2 separate regions of the Homo sapiens genome follow, and region 1 is linked to region 2. The links are chromatin loops, found by intact Hi-C in ENCODE. Cell type or tissue: A673. All regions are shown on one strand. Links, peaks and the distances in the headings refer to the core of each region. The heading gives the core; the rest is flanking DNA.

Region 1 (8,337 bases), core at 109-8,108, 170 kb before region 2:
ACCACTTTCGCACCGTTGTAGAGCTGAAAAATAGTAAGCTGAACGATCATAAATTGGGGGACCACCTGTATGAATGTGCTAGTTAAGTGGTTAAGCCACAAATCCAATCATGTCTGGCTGACATTAAAGATCCAAGCTCTGGCCGGACACGGTGGCTCACGCCTGTAATCCAAACACTTTGGAAGGCCAAGGTGGGTGGATCACCTGAGGTCAGGAGTTTGAGACCAGCCTGGCCAACATGGTGAAATCCCATCTCTACTAAAACATACAAAAACTAGCTGGACATGGTGATGCATGCCTGTAGTTCCAGCTACTGGGGAGGTTGAGGTGGGAAAACCGCTTACATCTGGGAGGTGGCAGCAGTGAGACAAAATCGCACCACTGCATTCCAGCCTGGGTGACACAGCAGCACTCGGTCTCAAAAAAAAAAAAAAAAAAAAAATCCAAGCTCTTTCCACTTCATCACAATATATTTTATTCAAAATTACGTTAAACAATTACCCTGTGACACTCATGCAATGCTGCCTGGTAGATGCCACCACTTTATTTTATATATTTATTTATTTATTTATTTATGAGACGGAGTCTTGCTCTGTTGCTCAGGCTGGGGCACAGTGGTGCCATCTCAGCTCACTGCAACCTCCGCCTCCCAGGTTCAAGCGACTCTCCTGCCTTAGCCTCCTGAGTAGCTGAGACTACAGGTGCGTGCCACCACGCCCAGCTAATGTTTTGTATTTTTAGTAGAGATGGGGTTTCACTGTGTTAACCAGGATGGTCTCGATCTCCTGACCTCGTGATCCACCTGCCTCGGCCTCCCAAAGTGCTGGGATTACAGGCATGAGCCACGGTGCTCAGCCAATGCTAATACTTCTTTTAAAGAAAGAAGGCCTAAGCGTTAAGTTCTTTGCTCAAAGTTATGCACTTAGTGGCAAAGTCAAGATGTCAACCTAAGTTTAGCTTCATAGTCTGTGATCTTTCCAGAATTCCACCTGCACAGGAATACTAAGGCCATATATTCATATGCTGCTAAATACAGATTTTTACTTGTTCGGGTTTAATAAAAATCCGTATTTCTTGAAAGTCTCATTTATTTTTAATCTTATCATTTTTGTTGTTCTTCTAAAACCTAAGCCACTCTTAGGCTGGGCCCGGTGGCTCACGCCTGAAATTCCAGCACTTTGGGAAGCCAATGGGGTGGATCACGTGAGGTCAGGAGTTCGAGACCAGCCTGACCAACATAGTGAAACCCTGTCTCTACTAAAAATACAAAATTAGCCAGGCATGGTAGCAGGTGCCTGTAATCCCAGCTACTTGGAAGCTGAGGCAGGAGAATTGCTTGAACCTGGGAGGTGGAGGTTGCAGCGAGCTGAGATGGTGCCACTGCACTCCAGGCTGGGCAACAAGAGCAAAACTCTGTCTGAAGAAAAAATAAAAAATTAAAAAACAGAATCAAATAAAAAATAAAACCCCCTCCCCCTCCCCCACCCACCGCCACGGGTCTCCCTCTCCCTCTCTTTCCACGGTCTCCCTCTGATGCCGAGCTGAAGCTGGACTGTACTGCCACCATCTCTGCTCACTGCAACCTCCCTGCCTGATTCTCCTGCCTCAGCCTGCTGAGTGCCTGAGATTGCAGGCGCATGCCGCCACGCCTGACTGGTTTTCATATTTTTTTGGTGGAGACGGGGTTTCGCTGTGTTGGCCGGGCTGGTCTCCAGCTCCTAACCGCGAGTGATCTGCCAGCCTTGGCCTCCCGAGGTGCCGGGATTGCAGATGGAGTCTCGTTCACTCAGTGCTCAATGTTGCCCAGGCTGGAGTGCAGTGGTCTGATCTCGGCTCGCTACAACCTCCACCTCCCAGCCGCCTGCCTTGGCCTCCCAAAGTGCTGAGACTGCAGCCTCTGCCCGGCCGCCACCCCGTCTGGGAAGTGAGGAGCGTCTCTGCCTGGCCACCCATCGTCTGGGATGTGAGGAGCCTCTCTGCCCGGCTGCCCAGTCTGGGAAGTGAGGAGCGCCTCTTCCCGGCCGCCATCCCGTCTAGGAAGTGAGGAGCGTCTCTGCTCGGCTGCCCATTGTCTGAGATGTGGGGAGCGCCTCTGCCCCACCGCCCCATCTGGGATGTGAGGAGCGCCTCTGCCCAGCCGCGACCCCGTCTGGGAGGTGAGGAGCCCCTCCGCCCGGCAGCCGCCCCGTCTGAGAAGTGAGGAGCCCCTCCGCCCGGCAGCCGCCCCGTCTGAGAAGTGAGGAGCCCCTCCGTCCAGCAGCCGCCCCGTCTGGGAAGTGAGGAGCGTCTCCGCCCGGCAGCCGCCCTGTCCGGGAGGTGGGGGGCAGCCCCCGCCCGGCCAGCCGCCCCATCAGGGAGGGAGGTGGGGGGCAGCCCCCGCCCGGCCAGCCGCCCCATCCGGGAGGTAGGTGGGGGGCAGCCCCCGCCCGGCCAGCCACCCCGTCTGGGAGGGAGGTGGGGGCCAGCCCCCGGCCCGCCAGCCGCCCCGTCAGGGAGGGAGGTGGGGGGCAGCCCCCGCCTGGCCAGCCGCCCCGTCCAGGAGGTGGGGGGGCGCCTCTGCCCAGCTGGCGCCCCGTCCGGGAGGTGAGGGGTGCCTTTGCCCGGCCGCCCCTTCTGGGAATTGAGGAGCCCCTCTGCCCGGCCGCCACCCCGTCTGGGAGGTGTACCCAACAGCTCATTGAGAACGGGCCATGATGACGATGGCGGTTTTGTCGAATAGAAAAGGGGGAAATGTGGGGAAAAGATAGAGAAATCAGATTGTTGCTGTGTCTGTGTAGAAAGAAGTAGACATAGGAGACTCTATTTTGTTCCGTACTAAGAAAAATTCTTCTGCCTTGGGATGCTGTTGATCTATGACCTTACCCCCAACCTGGTGCTCTCTGAAACATGTGCTGTGTCCACTCAGGGTTAAATGGATTAAGGGCGGTGCAAGATGTGCTTTGTTAAACAGATGCTTGAAGGCAGCATGCTCGTTAAGAGTCATCACCACTCCCTAATCTCAAGTATCCAGGGACACAAACACTGCGGAAGGCCCCAGGGTCCTCTGCCTAGGAAAACCAGAGACCTTTGTTCACTTGTTTATCTGCTGACCTTCCCTCCACTATTGTCCTATGACCCTGCCAAATGCCCCTCTGCGAGAAACACCCAAGAATGATCAATTAAAAAAAAAATATATAAATCAAAACCAAAAAGAAATAAAAAAATAAAAAAATAAAAAAAATAAATACTTACTGAAAAAAAAAAACCAAAAAAATAAAACCTAAGGCACTCTTGCTGAGTGCTCATATGGTACCAAATTTATCTATTATGTATAAGGCAAGAAATTTACTTCCCCAATGTTATTACTATCATTAGCTTACTTTTTTTTTTTTTTTGAGATGGAGACTCGCTCAATCACCCAGGCTGGAGTGCAATGGTGCGATCTCGACTCACCGCAACCTCCACCTCCCAGGATGAAGCGATTCTCATGCCTCAGCCTCCTGAGTAGCTGGGATTACAGGCTAGTGCCACCACGACTGGCTAATTTTTATATTTTCGTAGAGACGGGGTTTCACCATGTTGCCCAGGCTGGTCTCAAACTCCTGACCTCAGGTGATACACCCACTTTGGTGTCCCAAAGTGCTGGAATTAAGGTGTGAGCCACTGCACCCGCCCAGCTTACTCTTAATATTTAAAAATATAAATTTGTGATTGCCTATGTGTATTTTTTCATATACATGCAACATACCAACTGAAACATCTGCTACATTCAGTAACACAGCAAACTTCATTTCTCATAGGCATACTAATGAAACAATTTTCATGGTGTACTTGGGATCCTTCATTTCTCTTATTTGCCACTAGATGGCTGTCTTGAAAAAATATGACATTAAATAGAATGCAGGAATAAGGAAGTCATATACAAAGTAGTAAATTACTAATTAAAATCATGAAAAGTGAAACATAGCCACCAATGAACAAGATTTAAAAATCCAAAGAAGCAAAATTCAGAGATTACCAGTATATTACCTATATAGGGACTATTCTCTATTGCTCTGACAAATGAGCAAAAATTTAAATACCAGAAAATTTAGAACTCTTAATAAAATATTTAAAACCAATTAGAATGATCTGTTTGCTAAAGACACATTATGCTGAATAAAGTCCCTTTGTAAAGCATAACAATTATTTCAAAGATGTAAATAATAATTTGTATGTTTTAAAATGGCTCTTTATGCCAACTATTCAAAAAATATAGAACACTATCAATATTTTATATGAATTTACGAAGTATACTTTTAAAAAGTATTGGCTGTAATCACATTTCAAAAACAGTTTCAGTTGGGTGCGGTGGCTCACGTGTGTAATCCTAGCACTTTGGGAGGCCAAGACAGGAGGATTGTCTGAGCTCAGGAGCTTGAGACCAGCCTGAGCAACACAGTGAAACCCTGTCTCAACTAAAATACAAAAAATTAGCCAGGCATGGCGGCGTGCACCTGTAGTCCCAGCTACTTGGGAGGCTGAGGCAAAATTAATTGAACCCCGGAGGCAGAGGTACCATGAGCTGAGATCACACCACTGCACTCCAGCCTGGGCAACAGAGCAAGCTTACTCTGTCTCCAAAAAAACAAACAAACAAACAGTTTAAAAAATTGATTTGCTTATCAAAATAATATTGCTTTCCATATAGAAAATAAATGTTAAACCTGTCATAACTAAGAAAATATAAAATCAAGAGTTAATCAAAATTAACTCTTGGGCTAGCAAATATTTAAGACTAATAATCTCTAAGAAGATATTTCACACTGTTTTTGGAAACATAAATTGCCATAATCTTTTCTGGAGGATAGTTTGAACCTATCAATTTAAAATGTGTTGATTCTTTGATCCAGCAATTTCACTTCCAGAAATTTACCCTACCAGTATACTCCCCACAAGGATACACGGATGTATGTAAAAGGCAACAATATAAGTAAGTGTCTACCAATCTGGTTAAAGATATTACAAATGCATACTATGGAATTATGTAGCCATGAGAAAGAATAAGGTTGATCTATATGAAATGATATGGAAACATGTCCACAATAATAGAGGGAAAAGGGACCGGCAACCAGGGAGTGTGTATGCGATTTTAAGTATTAAAAATGCATGTATGTGCATAGAAGAATGTCAGAAAGATTATATATCAAATTTTAATCTTAATAATAATTACCTAGTGGAGTATTAATTAGGGAAATGAGACAGCTACAGAGATACAAGATAGAAAGTTTTAGTTTTTAAACTTCTATATTTTAATGATAAAACAAATAGAAATATTGGATCTAAACTAGACACTGCTAACTTAATTTTTTACTACTATACCAAGAATCCAGACCAAAGTTCATTCCTTCCAGAAAGGCCAGATAAACACTTAATCTCTCCCAGCCCCATTCCTCTGCCATCTACCAAGGCTAGCTGCTATTTCTTTTCTTTTTTAAAAAAAAAAAAAAAACAACCTATGGGGTATCAACTAGCTGCTATTTCTATCACACCGAAAGGGTCCTGGGAAACAGTCAATCCCTTGCCTCACTTGGACAAAGATTTCCTCAGAAAGATCACCACCAATCCAGGCCATTGCTGACTCCTTCTAACAAAGTCTGTTCCCACTGTCCTTTAAGGAACACGTAAACAAAACCAAACCTCAAATACTTGTAAGAAACAGGCAAGTAACGTACATTAATGAAGTGGACAAAGAGTAGGGTGGGCAAGTGAGAGAGCACATGGTGCACACCTCTTCTAAAGGGGGCAATGTCTCTGGGTTGGGGACAATAAATCTTAACTCACCTCATATGGAACAATGAATAAGTTTCTAATGTGTTTATAACAGAAACATTAAAGAGCAATCATCTCTAAGCAAAAAAGGACTTTTAACAAAGTAATGTTGTTACTTTGTAACAAGGGACTTTTAACAAAGTAATGTTACTATATATGTGTAGTGCTATGTAAGTGTAGACTTAACATCTATCTGTCCTGTTCTGCACTATATGATCTAGTTTTTTTCCTGGGATGGAGTATATAAACCTTAGTGAACCCTGCTTATGAACATGAAAAGTCTTAATTCTACCTGCTTAACATGAGAAGTGGGGGGGAGGGAAATAGTTCCATATGACACTGGAAGTACCCAGGGTCTTCACAGAATTTTCCTGATCATCTCCCAGAGTAGGCTGGACTGTTGTTACTCAACTCTGGATAATTAAACCAAGAAGGAACTTAGGCTCAGTATTGCAAGACTGGATTATTCAGAGAGCTAGAAATACAGATTTTTTTTTTTTTACTAGATTTTTACTTGAGACACAGATTCACAGTCTTCAACTTCAAAGCTAACCCAACAACTCTATGCTTAGATAGTCAGTTTCCTAACAGGAGATACGCTTCTTTAGTGAAGGGCCTACCCCTTATTCACCTTTAAATCCCACCTCCCCCAATCCCCCCCAATGCTTATACAGAAAAAATCATTCACTTAATACAAATCTGTGGAAGGGGAAGGGAGGTCAGATGAACCTTAAGGGCAGGGACTGAACTGATAATAAAAGCTTTCGTGGCACTGAAAAATATCTGAGAAGCAGCAGCACAATAACTAATGATTTTTTTAAAAATGTTACAACACGTCAAAGGTGATTTCAATAAATTTTATACATCTGCAAATTAACTTATCTAGTTATTTGGAACTAATAAGAAAATGTCAGTCTTCTATTTTGCTCTCATATATAATAGCAATTAAAAGGCCAATTACCTGTAATAAAATAAATAATAAAGAAAAAAATCTATAGACTAGTTGAAGTCCAAACTAATAGTGATATAGTATCCTAGGCTACAGACCATGGTTCCACTCCATCTAGCCTACAAACTGTCTGACATTACTCTTCCCACTATCCTCAATATCCTCACATAAGAAACCCAACAGGTTTATTTCTTATCTTGGTCCAAGCCTACCACTTGCCTTCCTACTTGTCTATTCTCAAGGAAAAAAAAAATCACACAATCATCATTACAAACCTCATGTGGCACTGAGCTTTCTGTATGAGGCTATTCTGCTTTGAGACTGATGACAATACCTAAGAGGATCATGCATGCTCTATTAGTTTACTTCTCTGTCTTATATCTCAATTTTTCCCTTAACATATCCTTATGTTTTACCTACAATCCCTTTGTTTTCCTCTCTATTGCTCTGGAGTCAAAGGATATGTTATTACAGATATAAGACACCCGTACACATTCAGTGCCCACTGAACACTGATCAACCTACTATAGGTTTTCTTTAAAAAAAATTTTTTTTTTTTTTTGCGACAGAGTCTCACACTGTCACCCAGGCTGGAGTGCAGTGGCATGATCTTGGCTCACTGCAACCCCCACCTCCCAGGTTCAAACGATTCTCCTGCCTCAGCCTACCAAGTAGCTGGGATTACAGGTGCCCGCCACCATGCCCAGCTAATTTTTGGTATTTTTAGTAGAGAGAGGAGTTTCACTACGTTGGCCAGGCTGGTCTCAAACTCCTGACCTCGTGATCCGCCCGCCTCGGCCTCCCAAAGTGCTGGGATTACAGGCGTGAGCCACAGGCACCCAGCCAATCTAGTATAGTTTTATCTAAATTCTTTAAATATACACGCCCTGTTTCTTGATCAACAACTTCTAATTCTCCTACCCTGTTTCCAACTTCCTTTTGAAATTGTAAGTCCCTCAAAATGCAAAATTGCAAAATTCCCATTTGGATCATGATTCCATTCTCAGAATTTTGTAGTCATAAACTATACAAATATGTGAATACTATGCTTTATACCAAACTAGAAGTGAAAAGACAATGTCTCAGAGAGAAAATAAGGTTTTACATTAAATAGGCAAATAAATACGTACTCAAAATGATATATAGCATAGATGTGCATATATATATTCTATATAGAATTTATATGACAAAGTATTTCCAGAGATAAGTCACAAAAATTCTATAAAGTTACTTAAATTAGCCAGTTTAAAAGATGTGCAAGTATCTTGAAGTCAGACAAGATTGAAGTTAAGGCCAAAAGCTGACAAATATAGATATTTTACTAAACTGTTAAGCCACCACTATCTTTCCCACAATTTAGCCAAAGCATTTAAAAGATGTATATTATTTAAAACAGAAACTAGGTGCAATCAGTTTACATATAATTCTAAAAGCTACTTAGAATCAAGTTGCCACCACTCAAGAACATACCAAAAATGTAAGATTGACAATGATCTCTTCGCTATCTAAGAGAAAAGGAAATCAAAGACATTCTAATTAAAAATTAATTTCTCAACTTAAAAAATAATTACTAATGAAAGAAAACATACTCACCTCTT
Region 2 (8,337 bases), core at 17-8,016:
CTCCTAAAGTGCTGGGATTATAGGTGTGAGCCACCATCCCCGGCTTGATAGATGCTAGTTCTAAGACAATGATTCTCAATCTTGGCTGCCCATGAGAAAGCCCTGAGGTGTACAGGTATAAAGTGCAGAGATGGGGGAATCAGCTCTCCCTGCAGTAGGAGGTTGGGACAGGGACCACTTTATGGAAGTGGAAATGTCTACGCTGGGCTTTGACCGTTCACATGATTTCACAAGGTTGAAAAGGAGAACCAAGGACATTCCAGTGAGATGGAACAGCTCAGAGGCATGGAGTGAGGGAGGAAGTAGTCTAGGACTCTGCACAGGGGTTCAGTGCTGTGGGCTGGGAACTGTGGGAGTCATGGCTAAATCAAGATGTGAGACCCAGGTGACAAAGGGGCTGGTGTGCCACTCTAAGGAAAGTTTTGCTGTCAATCTATGTAAGGAGGTTAGTAAAATAATTATCTCTGTTACTACTATTTTTTTTGAAATGGAGTCTCGCTCTGTTGCCAGGCTGGAGTGCAGTGGCGTGATCTTGGCTCACTGCAACCTCTGCCTCCTGGGTTCAAGTGATTCTCCTGGCTCAGCCTCCCGAGTAGCTGGGACTGCAGGCCCGTGCCACCACGCCCAGCTAATTTTTGTATTTTTAGTGAAGACGGGGTTTCACCATTTTGGCCAGGATGGTCTCGATTTCTTGACCCCCCTGCCTTCGACTCCCAAAGTGCTGGGATTACAGGCGTGAGTCACCGCACCCGGCCCTTTTTTTATTTTTTAAAAATCAGTAAAGAAAGTCAATTAAGCTACTTATATGTTCCTTAATCAGAGTCCCCTGTGACATATTCTTCCTTGACTTTCAGTCTCATTAAACATTTATCTAACATAATTTTCTATGCTTATTAGAGCAGAAAATGAATCTTGTGCAAATCAGCTTTTTGCCCTTTTACTTAGTTTCAAGAAGACTCAGAAGCAGGCATAGGGCCTAATTCAATGCCTTTCCAGATGAAGAAAGTCTAGCTCTTGGTGGATTTCCAGATTTCAACCGCCTCTGAATTCTTGGTGACCATGTGACTCCATTCATTGTTACTCCATGGTGGACTTCCCTAATGCTGACCAGCCTCCCCTGAGTAGAGGACATGTTCTTCCAGCCAGATTGGACTGCTCCCAGGCCCCAGCTGGGTCCCCACCCCAGTGCCTGCTCCATGCCAGGGGCCATGTTCCTGTCTGTTTAGGCCCAACCCATCTAGAGGCCACTTGACATGCTGAGTGAGAAAAAGCCAGCTGGTGTGGCTTGAATGTGTGAGGGCAGGCAGAGGTACATTACATAGGATTTTCACATAGCTTTTATCCCATCTACAAAGAGAAAGGAAATGCCACTGTTCTACTGCCTCACACTTGTGGCAGGCCAGGCCTCACTAACAGCTGTTTCAGCACTGACTGAGTGGTTAAGTTAAATATTAAAAGCCAGCGCCCTTATACAAAGGCTGGGATGTAACAAACGCCCATGAAGAGTTTTGCGTAGGCCTTTCCTGGGCCTTAAAGCATGACCAAATAATGAAGGAATTCTTACTAGGACCCATTTAGGGTTAAACAAGTTTTATTGTGGGTCTGAAGAAACTCCCCAGGCCTCCACAAACAAGTTTATTGGGGATCTGAAGGAACTCCTCAAACCTCTGTGATTTAGCAGGAGGCAAGATAAGGGTAATCACCCCAGCACCTGGACCCATTTAGATTAAGTAAATTTACTGAGGCTCCAGAGAAAGGTCTTCAGGACTCAGACCTTAGTTATAGATTACAATAAGTTAATCACGTATGTCTTTAGATGAATGCATACTTACATGTAGACATATAGCTTAGAAGGTATATCAGCTCTGGGAAACTTTGTAATTTTGAGTTGGTCTGATGATAATTTCCAGGCCTTCTCCCTGTAATCGGTCACAGAAATAAAAACTCTCTTCCTCCCCAGTTCATCTGCATCTTGTTATTGGGCTGCGAAAAATAGCAGCCCGACCCTCAGTTTGGTCCAGGAACACACTGACAGTCTGTTCATAGCCAGATAATGACCATAAATAGTTCTAAAAGTAACTTTGATAAGCAGGATTTAATGATTATAATTATACTTGGCTGCAAATAATGGGGACCAATTACTGGTTAAGAAAATCCCACTTTGGGAGGCCAAGGCAGCTGGATCACTTGAGCCCAGGAGTTCGAGACCAGTCTGGGCAACATGATGAAACCCCATCTCTACAAAAAAAGGTACAAAAGTTATCCAGGAATGGTGGCATGTGCCTGTAGTCCCAGCTACTCAGGAGGCTGAGGAGGGAGGCGGAGGTTGGAGTGAACTGTGATTACACTACTGTGATTACACTCCAGCATGGGCTACAGAGTGAGTGAGACTCTGTCTCAAAAAAAAAAAAAAAAAAAAAGGAAAAGAAAGAAAAAGAAAATCCTTGATGCCATTTCAGCTCTGATAGTGACTCTTTCTGTGGTGGTGGGAACTTGGTGGCCTGATTCATTTTTCCCATATGGATAAATGGAGGCTACATTAGTGATTCCAAATTCAATCGGAGAATAGAAGGCAGGATTTCTTGTTCCTTTAGGGAACAGAGAGGTCTTACCTTTAGATATGTGCTTCCTAATTAAAAAAAAATCATATACTTATCCAAGACTTTAAACATGACAGATGTTGTGCTGAACCTTAGACCCAGTGAATTAGAATCCCAGTGCTTGAGCCCAAGTTTATGTATACTTTAAAACTCCACAGTTGTTTCTAATGTGCATCACTGATTGAGAACTGCTGTGCCAGATGATTATCAAAGCCCTATTTAATTTGGCATAAGATCTCAAATAAGAATGGGGACTGGTGGCATCTATTTTTGCTTTTGAAACTGCTTTCCCTAAGGTCTTAATTTTGAAGCACTGCCTGAAAATCCTGTATTTTGCATTTCTTTTCCCTTTAACTCTCTTGAATAAACATCTTGAACTAAGCATCAGCAAAAAGAAGCAACGATGATTATTGTCTTTAGTCCCTGGAGTTTTGCCTTTACTTAAATTAGAGGAATTTCCTGATAGATTTATTTGTTATGTCACTTCACATTTTTATGTGAGGGAAGCTGGTTATGGGGTTCTTATCAGTGTACAATCTTTTCTATAGGACAAAGGCAATAAAAATCATCACCAGCACAAAAAACAACTCCATGAAGCTACAGCACAATGAAAATGTTGTCTTTAATCTTTCTCTTTGCCAAACAAATTCAAGTGTTTATTGTCTGTGTATTCTTTACTCAAAATAAAGAGAAGGTGTTCTACTTAGTCTTATGCCATAATCATTCCATTAATCAGAAGTATCAAAGAAAGCCTAGATGACAGTTTTAAATCAGAGTGATAGATGTTAATGTGGCTCTGAAAGAATTTAATTTCCTGATCCAGGAATTAAACATACTGAAGTCATTTGCTTGGACTATCTATTCTCTCCATGTGTTGACTTAAATGTAAGTACATTATTGAGTTTCCTACACCTTTTATAGAAGCAATAGATGCCAGTATCCATTAGAGGAGAAACGCAGGGCAGTGTGTCTAAGACGTTTTGGATAAATTCAGGAATGCTCTCACCAAGAGGTTCATGTACATTTCCCTTCTTACAGATAGGTAGAACTGTGTGACCACTTTTGGCCAATGAGCTGTGAGTGAAAGTGACTTGTCACTTCTGGGCTGGTATGAGTTCTCTTTGCCTCCCATAGGCACTGAGGATGTTCAGCTAATAGCGCCTCCATGAACCTGGGTCCCCAAGGGACTACATGCAGCAGGGCTCCCCACCTGCAATGGACACGTAGTGTGAGTGAAAAATTAACCTCTGTTCTATTGAGCCACTGAGATTGCAGTATAGCCTGCCCAGACTTGACCAGGGCAGGCATTAAGAAGTATCAAAAAACATCCCAAGACAGGGGCTCCCTTGCTATGTTTTCTTCAAAATGATCTGTGTTTGGAAGATCAAAGTCAAACTTGTGGGGAGAGGCATGGATGGGAGCAAGTATACAATTTATTTCACAGACTTTTTGGCCAGAGTTCTTTGATGCTTAATTAGAGAATAGCTATTTATTCAGAAATGTTAAAACTATTTTACAAATGTGCTGTATGTCCTTTCTTGATCATTGTTAATATTTCTTGGTAATAGCAGTCTCCGTTATATCCTTAGAAGTGGCTGGAGTGAGGAGGGCATGGTGGCTCGCACCTGTAATCCCAGCACTTTGGGAGGTTGAGGTACCTGGATTGCTTGAGCCTAGGAGTTCGAGACCAGCCTGGGCAACAGGGAGAAACCCTATTTCTACAAAAAATACAAAAATTAGCTGGGCTGGTGGTGTACACCTATAGTTCCAGCTACTGTCAGGGCTGAGGTGGGAGGATTGCTTGAGCCCAGGAGGTTGAGGCTGCAATGACCCATGTTCACACCACTGCACTCAAGCCTGGGTGACAAAGTGAGACCCTGTCTTGAAAAACAAAAATAAACAAAAAAAGAGGTTGTTGGGATGTTTTGTTGACCAGAGCCTGAAGGAAAAATTGACCTGGTGGTGCTTGGTGCCAGTCTGGCTTCTACTTTCACCTTTTGGCAACTCCAACGATACTTTACGACCTCAGGAAGTCCAGAAGGACTGAGTATCTCACACTTATCTTCTTAGAAACTGCTTAAGCTTCCACACCCTCAGGACTACAGTTACAAAGATCTGCTAGGCTGGGGGAGGAGTTCTCTCCAGCTTTGCTCTGGTGAATAATCCTTTCAGAGCCTTTATGCCAGTCCAGGACCTTTAGCAACAGAAATTAATATACACCTTTCAACAATCCCTGCCTTCAATCTGCTTATGATCTACCTGAGGAAAAGGACATAAAAACAAGGGTAGAATAACAAAATGAGTGAATATGTACAGATAAATAAATGAGTGGTCAAAAAAGAAAGCTGTGGAGATTCCTACTCAAAATAGTGACTTCAGGCTGAGGGAAAGGAGAATTTGACCTAGGTGTGAAGTGATAAGTCAACTTTTGACAGATGGAGGTGAGCATACAGACAAGTGGAATGGTATGTACAAGGGCATGGAATGGATATGCAGGAAGATTGGAATAAAGCAAGACCTGGGAGAAGTCAGTGAAAAGCCTGGAAAGATAGGTTGGGAGAAATGCCCCACAAGTGTTCCCAAAGCTGGAAGAGTCTACAGTGTTCCCCAGCATGCTGTTAGCATTGCTGTAAACACACAAGTTAAGGGCAAGATTCTTGCCAAGAGAATTAATGTGCATATTGAGCACATTAAGCACTCTAAGAACTGAAATAGCTTCCTGAAACGCGTGGAGGAAAATGATCAGAAAAAGAAGGAAGCCAAAGAGAAAGGCACCTGGGTTCAACTGAAGTGCCAGCTTGCTCCACCCAGAGAAGCACACTTTGTGAGAACCAATGGGAAGGAGCCTGAGCTGCTGGAAGCTGTCCCCTTTGGATTCATGGCATAATAGGGGTTAAGAAAAATAAAAGACCTCTGGACTGTAAAAATGTTTCTCTTCATTGAGTAGAAGTGTGATGTCTCCTTTCCCAAAGAAATATTTAAAGCAAATTTTCATTCTGTCCTTATTCATTGTGTAATGTCTTTACTATTCAAATTGAATATATTTCTTGCTAAAAGATGTGAGGTGGCAACAAATTACTCAATTGGTTAGAAATTGGCTAGGTATTATTTATGAAATATTTGTACTGGTTTGAAGATAGTCCCTCTAAATCATCATGGAAGAAATAAAATAATTTACACACACAAAAAAAAGATAGGTTGGGAGCAGACTGTGGAAAGCACTGGATATTGGACTAATGATCTAGAACTTTCAGCTTTTAGATATTTTCAGCATCTAGCCACGATTTATTTATTTATTTGTTTATTTATTTATTTATTTATTTAAGACAGAGTCTCGCTCTGTCGCCCAGGCTGGAGTACAGTGGTGTGATCCCCACTCATTGCAACCTCTGCCTCCCTGGTTCAAGCGGTTTTCCTTGCCTCAGCCTCCCGAGTAGCTGGGATTACAGGAGCCCGCCACCATGCCCGGCTAATTTTTTTTTGTGTTTTTAGTAGAGACAGGGTTTTGCCATTTTGGCTGTGCTGGTCTCGACCTCCTGACCTCTGGTGATCCACCCACCTCGGCCTCCCAAAGTGCTGGTATTACAGGCATGAGGCACCACTCCAGCCTCATTATTTTTTTTAAGCATGGAGAGTATCATAATCCTAGTGGCGCTTAAGTAGCAGTAGTCTGTTGCCAGGAGCAAGGTTCGTTGGACGGAAAGGACATGGAGGTGAGGATACTTTCATGGCAGACAGTGGTCATGTGTGGAGAAGGGGGGAGATAAGAAGGTTGTGATTACAAAAGGGGGTGCAAAGTGGGTTTCTGTAATGGCTGCCTCCTGGAAGGCAGTGTCACATGGAACCTCTTAGTCTCAGCACCTGGAGCTCCAGGAAGGAAAAATTTCAAGTCAGATAGAATTCTATATATACCATTTCTTTGGAACCTTCAGCCCTCAAGATTCCAACATCATGATCTGAATTTCAGCACAGTTGCCTTAGTCCTCATGTCACTATTTTGGTGCTGCCTGGGTGAAGCAGTAGAAGCCGGTGATGCAATCACTCTCTTGTTAGGTGTGGTTCTCAGCGTTACAGACATTCTTGCTTGCTTGGGGGTATATGCACGAAAGAGAAATGGACAGATGTGACTTTGAAGGGCCTACTGAATCAAGCCTCACCCTGAAAGGCTTTGTGCTATTGAGGCTAAACCTGAGCTTTGGTGAAAGTTTCCAGGAATCAGTAAATAGGGGAGTTTTACATTTTTCATTGTTTCCATGAAATGGGAACAAAAAAAAAAGAGTTTTCTTTACAACAAATAATGCACAGAAAAATGCAGCCTATAATTTGTATTTGCTGGTTAGAAAGAAGGTCAAGGAAGTAAGATGGCTGAAATTTACATAAGTAATATTTCATAGTTTTAGAATTCTCAAAGCACGTGAAATAGGAAGAAGGAAGTTCTTGCCCAGAATCCTAGAAAATCACCAGTATTCAGTTATAATCACTACTTCTTGAATCATTGAGGAGTCTTTTCTCCATATTTTGATTTGATTTTTGTTTTGTTATCTTCCAAGTTAATATTGTATTTAGATATCAAATAGCCAAAAAGGGAAACTTTTATCTCTGGGGAAAAAACATTTAGAAAAATGTATTCAGTGTATCTAATACTGAAATGCAGGAAAGATTTAATGTAAAAAAACACTATAGACATTGACATGGAAAAGATTTAACGTTAAAAAAGCACTTTATATCAACTGAGTAACATCCTCCTGATGAGAAATACTATATTAAATATAAACCCATTATGTTGTAAAAGAAAAAAAGGGTGGGGTGCAAAGCCGACGATATTGCATCAGTGATAATGGGAATGGTCAACGTGTTAGCTTGTAGAGAGTGCCAGGCACTATCAAAAGCATTCTATACTTTAACTTATTTAATTCCCATAGAAACCTGTGAGGAAGGTATTCTTATTTGTATTTCACAGGTTTAAAAACACAAGGGAGTTTAAGTCACCTGCCCAAGCTCTCACAGGTGGTAAGATTTGGGGTGCTCTTAAGTGACTGCCAGAGGTGCTCTTCAGTGACTGCCAAGGGATGGAACTGGAGAGCGATAGTAGAATCCAGACTTTTTGCTGAGCTTCTCTGCTGGGAGGAGAGGGGATGCTAAGCCTATTTTGGGTGAAACCTCCCCTTGGGAAGCTAGAGCATTGCCTTCCTTTTTCCTCAGATCACAATGCTGCTGGGTGGGACCTAGGGGGTAATGGGTCGGGAGTAAGGTAGGTCATAACCGGCATATCTTCTCTCTGACTGAGTTTGTTTTTAACTAGGACATCCTGAGACTTCAGTGAAATATGCTGATGGGAAAGGAAGAGAATGAGTTTCGGTGCAGAAAGGCAGCTGAGGTAGGTATTGCCATTTCCTAGCTGAGTATCATTGCACAAGTTACTTAACTTTGCTGAGGCTTTTTTTCCATGCCTGCAAAATGGAGATGATAATAATTCCTCCCTCTCCCTCAAAGGGCTGTTGTATTAAAAGGGGTGAAGATGTGAAATACTCAGCATTCACATATAATAAGTACTGCTTTAGTGTTAGCTATTTCGTTATAACTCAATTAAATTTTGTTAAACATGTACTATTAGCCCAAGAAAAGAAAACTGGAAATTGGAAAAATGCTAGTGTAGCTACAAAAGAAAAATGCTAATATAACTGGAGCCAGTTGAGACACATCCGATTTCCCTCCTCTCTTTGTCAAAGAAACTTTC

Evidence for each region. Peaks named below come from ENCODE experiments on the same cell type or tissue, not always from the same donor. Only the 100,000 strongest peaks of a DNase experiment are listed, where the experiment ranks them.
Region 1: a loop joins it to region 2, with 3 times the contacts of the local background. A loop is called at or near these places in 29 of 110 quality-filtered maps.

Annotation. Positions count from the first base shown.
Region 1 is chr6:87,233,523-87,241,859 of GRCh38, reverse strand. It overlaps ZNF292 (zinc finger protein 292), which reads right to left. Exons shown (of 8, transcript NM_015021.3): 5 at 8,333-8,337. Among named protein-coding and RNA genes, the nearest start is that of ZNF292, 82 kb to the right of the region's middle. In A673, for the core only: CTCF peaks have their summits at 353 and 3,826 (motif pointing right); no DNase peak of the experiment used is centred there.
Region 2 is chr6:87,067,306-87,075,642 of GRCh38, reverse strand. It overlaps LOC124901354 (small integral membrane protein 30-like), which reads left to right and starts at 2,054. Exons shown (of 2, transcript XM_047419629.1): 1 at 2,054-2,075; 2 at 6,573-6,727. The coding sequence starts at 2,054. The coding sequence ends at 6,727. In A673, for the core only: no CTCF peak of the experiment used is centred there; no DNase peak of the experiment used is centred there.